Regions from separate parts of the Homo sapiens genome. Here region 2 is linked to region 1. A link is an interaction called in ENCODE POLR2A ChIA-PET data of the cell type or tissue named here. Cell type or tissue: B cell. All regions are shown on one strand. Each heading gives the region's core, and the rest is flanking DNA. Links, peaks and the distances in the headings are about the cores only. Region 1 overlaps FNBP1 (formin binding protein 1). Region 2 overlaps NTMT1 (N-terminal Xaa-Pro-Lys N-methyltransferase 1).

Region 1 (2,916 bases), core at 185-2,684:
AGGTGAGAGATTAAACAGTAAAAGAAAGGACAAATATCTGGAAATGGACAACATTAATAATACCACATACCAAAATATGTGGGATACAGAGAAAACAGTACTTAAGTGGGAAGTCTGTAATCTTAATGTTTATAATGGAGAAGAAGAAAGACTGAGGTAAGCATCTAAAGAAAGAACTTTTTAAAAGGGTAATGGAATAAATCCAAAGGTAATGATAGAAGGAGAAGGAGGGGAATGGGGGTGGTGGGGGAAGAAGTTAAATAAATAGAAAATAAAAATAGAAAAGGGAGGCTCCACAAAGATAAAATCTGATACTAGTAACAATGATTTTAAGGCTGGGCACAGTGGTTCATGCCCATAATCCTAATACTTTAGGAGGCTGAGGCTGAGGCCAACCTGGGCAACATAGTGAGATCCCATCTCTATATACAAAAAATAATAATATAATAAAATAAGCATAAATAATTTCTTAAAAAACGTATCCAGAAAAAAAGAAAAAAGTATTAAAAAAGGTATTAGGAGTAAATAGGGGAGATATATGCAGCAAAAATTAAGGTGAGAACATATTATGGGCAACTTTTTGCCAATAAATTTGAAAATTTATGATGAAATGGATATATTACTATAAAAAGGTAACCCACTAGGATCAACCCAGAAGTAGACAATAAAATATGGAATCCGTAGTTTGTAACTGATTTACGCAAAGAAGTATCATAAAACATTTAAGGGATAGTGAGTTTAATTTTACATATATTATTTCAGAAAAAAGAGCAAACACTCCAAAACTCATAAGTAATGCAAAGTAGAACAGACAAGAAAGGAAAATTATAGATCAATTTCAATGAATACAGACCATTTCAATGAAAAATCTTAAATAAAATATTAATAAATTCAGCTACACATAAAAACATAATACATCATAATCTAGTTGAATTTGTCCCAGGAACACTAATTTGGCTCAATGTAAAAAAAACTGATTAATGTAATTGACCACGTTAATGAATTAAAGGAAGCAGAACAAATATTTAATGATATTCAATAATAAGTCAAGCTTAAAAAAAAGCTCTTGGCAACACAGGAAAAGGAAAATTGTTTAACCAATAAAGGGTATATTAAAATCATTCTTGGCTGGCGCAGTGGCTCATGCCTGTAATCCCAGCACTTTGGGAGGCCGAGGCTGGTGGATCACCTGAGGTCAGGAGTTTGAGACCAGCCTGGCCAACGTGGTGAAACCCCATCTCTACCAAAAATACAAAAAATTAGCTGGGCGTGGTGACGCCTGTAATCCCAGCAATTTGGGAGGCTGAAGCAGGAGAATCACTTGAACCCAGGAGGTGGAGATTGCAATGAACCGAGATTGCGCTAGTGCACTCCAGCCTGGGCAACAAGAGTGAAACTTCGTCCCAAAAAAAAAAAAATCATTCTTAATGGGGAACCTTTTGAAGCACTCTCTTTGCAATCAGGAACAAGCTGAGGAAGTCCACAATGATGACTCAGCAAAACAGAGGGCATAACCAGCAGAGTTAAGATAAGAAAAAATTAACAAAAGGCATGAAGATTGGAAAAGAAATGCAACTATCATTACTTGCTGCTGATATGACCATCTCTACAGAAAAAAACAGAAATGAAATGACAGTTTAGAGGCTGAGTGCTTTTTTTTTTGAGACGGGGTCTGGCTCTGTCATCCAGGCTGGAGTGCAGCAGCAGGATTGTGGCTCACTGCAAACTCTGCCTCCCAGGACCGAGCAATCCTCCCACCTTGGCCTCCGGAGTAGCTGGGACCACAGACATGGGCTACCATGCTCCACTAATTTTTCTGTATTTTTTATGGAGAAAGGGTCTCACCATGTTGCCCAGGCTGGATCTGAACTCCTGGACTCAAACAATCTGCTCACCTTGGCCTCCCAAAGTGCTGGGATTATAGGCATGAGCCCATACACCACACCAAAAAAAAAAAAAAAATTATTTATTTAGAGACAGGGTCATTAGCAGGGTGTGGTGGGCTCCTGTAGTCCCAGCTACTCAGGAGGCTGAGGCAGGAGGATCACTTGAGCCCTGAAGACAGAGGTTGTTGTTAGCCAAGATCACACCACTGCACTCCAGCCTAGGCGATACAGCGAGACTCTGTCTCAAAAAATAAAATAAAATAAAAAATAAAAATAAATAAATAAACATAAAAAATAAAATAAAAAGAGACCATATCTCGGTATCTCTAAAATATATACATATATACTTCTTTTAGCGCGCACACACACACACACACACACACACACATATATGAATGATACATACACTGATTTGCCTCATTCAACATAAAATATCTTTTGAAACTTTGGGCTAATCTAACTTATTTTAATTGAATAACATTTTAAATATTTAACTTTAGCAGCAAATTAATGTCTTTTGGTAAAGTAAGTATCTCCATTTTGAGATCAAATACAGATATTGAGAACACTCCCCTGCTCCTGAGATGGGGTCTCGTTATGTTGCCCAGTCTGGACTCCTGGGCTCAAGCAATCCTCTTGCTTCAGTCTCCTAAGTAGCTGAGTCTAGGGGTATGTGCCACAGCACCTGGCAAGAATATGTATTTTAATATATTTAATAATTTTAGAGAAAGGCATACTAATATTAACGTATACCTAGTCTTTAAGCAAGGAATTTGGCAGAATTTGGCAAATAATAGTTCACACCATTTCCCAACTAAACTCAACTCTAACTGATCTGTCAAAAGCTCAACAAATCTATAAAAACTCAGTGCTTTCACCCACATACAGCATGAAGCTATGAATGCCCAAACAACCATGGGCATCATGAATGAGTCCTTGTTATGTAAAAGCCTAATTTTGTTTACATTGTATTGATGACTTTAATAAAAATAAAATTCAGCTTCTAGGGAAAAAACGCATATTGAGCCAC
Region 2 (2,860 bases), core at 1-2,500, 330 kb before region 1:
TGCAGAGCCAAGATTCAGATCTGGTTCATCTGGCTCCATCAGAGCCTTTGTTAGTTTTTAAATGTATCCCCTGTTTTGTCTTCTTCCCTCCCTTTCTCACTTCCTTCTTTTTCTTAGAGCACTCTGCCGTTTGCATGTGGCCTGCTGCTGTCCACAAAGATCCAGGGAGGATGGACTCTGTCCACTAGGCTGCTAGAGGGTGGAGGTAACTTTTAGGCAGGCTTTTCCGTAGAGACTTACGTGAGGAGGATGAGATGACTGCAAAAGTCTGCCGGTGACAGTTTCAGCACTGTTTTCTTCCATGGGTCGTGGGAGAAGAGATGCAGTACCTTGGGTCTGAACACCTTGGCGGGGAGGAGGAGGCAGCAGCCAGGTGACTGTGAAGGATGTAGGATCACATTTACTGGCTGAGCAGCCATTTACCAGGCATGAGGGGTTTGTCTTCCTCTCTGAGCTAGCCTAGAGTGCACACAAAGCCCGTGTGCTCCTGGCCCCCTCCCAGGCCCTTCAGCCACATACGGCATCTGTGCTCTGGAGCAGAGTGTAGCAGGACCACCTGCTGTTGGCTGACTGACCTTGCTGTTCCCTCAGACTCTTAGGGACCTCCTCCTGCCCCACTCCAATCTGGACACCACGAGGCAAAATGTAGCCAGGACCCCAGGAATCCCGTTTATTAATGAATCAGCTGTTAGGGCAGATGTCAAAGTCAGGCTTGCTATTTCCCGGCCAGGATGTGCCTCCCCTGGCTTGTTCCCAGAATTTGCGTGTAAGTGGAATTCTTGTAAATTAGATTATTCAGGGGACCCTGACATTTAAAGGAATCATGTTACAAGGCTTTTGGTAAAGCACAGAATTATATTGTCGGTAGCAGCCTTCAGGCCTTCAGTATTTACCAGTTCTGAATGGTTGGACTTTTGTCTGTAGGATTTTCTTAGAGTGGAAAATGGCTATAGCTGCACAAAGCCCATTCTTGCATTATTTGGCAACCAGTTAGTCAATGCCCACCTGGTATCAGGCACTGGGCTAATGGTGTACAAGGTAATGTCTCTACCCCCAGGAAGCTGCATGCTGGGAGAGGAGACGGATGGAGTCCAGCCTGGTATGTGTTTGCCCCCAGATTTATTCTGTTCATTTGATCAGAGGTGAACTTTCTGTTGAATATTTGTGTTTCATGGGATGCAAGAGAAGCATGGTGATAAATCTCAAATGTTGCCACTGCTCTCAGGAGCTCCCCGGCCAGGCGAGAGAGAGAACTGAATACAAAACCTTCAGTTTGCCAAGTTGGGCGGTGAGAGGGAGACAGGCTTGCTCTCGCCATGGTCCAGTCTGAATGGGAGTTGTGCCAGCATGGTGTGGAAGAGTAGTAGTTCGTTTTTTAACCTTTGTCTTTAATTTTCCCAGCCACCAAGTGTTTTTTGTTTTTTGAGACAGGGTCTCGCTCTGTTGTCCAGGCTGGACTCAAACTCCTGGGCTCAAGCAGTCTTCCCACCTCAGCCTCCCAAAGGGCTCAGGTTATAGGTTATAGGTTATAGAGTAGTTTTGAATGCCGTCCTCTCTTGAGTGACTGATGGAGGGCTGTGACATGGTTGCTCCGGTACCTGCTGGCAGAGGGGCAGGCAGCCCACCTAACCTGGTCCTTACGCCATCAGACCATAGCAGCCACCAAACCCAGCTACATGGTGACATTCAGATTGGTGGCCCTTTTTCCTGTCAGCTACCCGGGCACATCTAGCAGTCTTGAGGATTGGCAGGTCTGGTGGGAAGAAGAATTCATTCTTCTTCTTCTTTTTTTGACACAATGTCTCACTCTGTTGCCCAGGCTGGAATGCAGAGGCAGGATCATGGCTCACTGCAGCCTTGACCTCCCAGGCTCAAGTGATCCTCCCACCTCAGTCTCCCTAGTAGCTACTAGAATGTGTGTATTTTTGACAGAGATGGGGTTTCTGAGCCGTGGGCTTCTTTCTCCTTCCGGCAGTGTTGTTCCCAGTGCTGGGACACCAGTGTGGGAGCTTTGTGGTCAGCTTGCGGGGAGGGTGTTATGTGCAATATTTAGAACTAAGGTCCTCCCCAGCCTGTTACCCCAAAGGGCTCCCTGATTGGTGAAGTGACTGCTGCCTTTCTTCATTGTGGCTGAAACCCTTGTGCGTGAACAGTAAAGTGAGGGGTCAGTCTGCGAGCGGATTCAAGAATCTGAAGAGGGAAGCCAGGTGCAGTGGCGTGCGCCTGTAATCTCAGCTACTTGGGAGGCTGAGCAGGGAGGATGGCTTGAGCCCAGGAGTTTGGGGCCAGCCTGGGCCACATAGTAAGACCCCATCTCAAAAAAACAAGAATCTGAAGAGAAGTTTAAGCAGGCTTCTCTCTAGGCACAGCCAAAGGATTCTGCTAAGGGTGAGAAGACCCAATCACGGATCTAAGAAGAACCCCGTTGCATCTGTTAGAAGTATTCTTGAGCTGGCTGGGCGGGGTGGGCCTACTGCTTCTGGAAAGTTCCTTCTCTTTCAGGACAGGTTCAGAATATAGTAGTGCAGAATATAGTTCTGGGGCCAGTAACAAATTTGACCAATGAAAAATCTTGGCTGGGTGCAGTGGTTTCTGCCTGTAATCCCAACACCTTGGGAGGCTGAGGCAGGTGGATTGCTTGCAGCCAGGTGTTTGAGACCAGCCTGGGCAACGTGGCAAAACTCCATATCTACAGAAAATACAAAAGTTAGCCAGGTGTGGCGGTATGTGCCTGCAGTCCCAGCTACCCTGGAGGCTGAGATGGGAGGATCACCTGAGCTGTACTCAAGTCTGGCGACAGTGAGACCCTTTCTAAAAAAAAAGAAGAAAAAATTCTCCAGCTTGTCTTGTGTTTAGTTTC

Evidence for each region. Peaks named below come from ENCODE experiments on the same cell type or tissue, not always from the same donor. Only the 100,000 strongest peaks of a DNase experiment are listed, where the experiment ranks them.
Region 2: POLR2A ChIA-PET joins it to region 1 with 6 read pairs; 1 of 35 experiments calls an interaction of 5 or more read pairs at or near these places.

The regions. Positions count from the first base shown.
Region 1 is chr9:129,953,590-129,956,505 of GRCh38, forward strand. All of the region lies in intron 6 of FNBP1 (formin binding protein 1), which reads right to left. Among named protein-coding and RNA genes, the nearest start is that of MIR6855, 85 kb to the left of the region's middle. In B cell, for the core only: no CTCF peak of the experiment used is centred there; a DNase peak (open chromatin) is centred at 1,502; H3K27ac peaks cover 1,109 bases.
Region 2 is chr9:129,627,617-129,630,476 of GRCh38, forward strand. All of the region lies in intron 1 of NTMT1 (N-terminal Xaa-Pro-Lys N-methyltransferase 1), which reads left to right. Among named protein-coding and RNA genes, the nearest start is that of NTMT1, 2.9 kb to the left of the region's middle. In B cell, for the core only: no CTCF peak of the experiment used is centred there; no DNase peak of the experiment used is centred there; H3K4me3 peaks cover 83 bases; H3K27ac peaks cover 2,013 bases.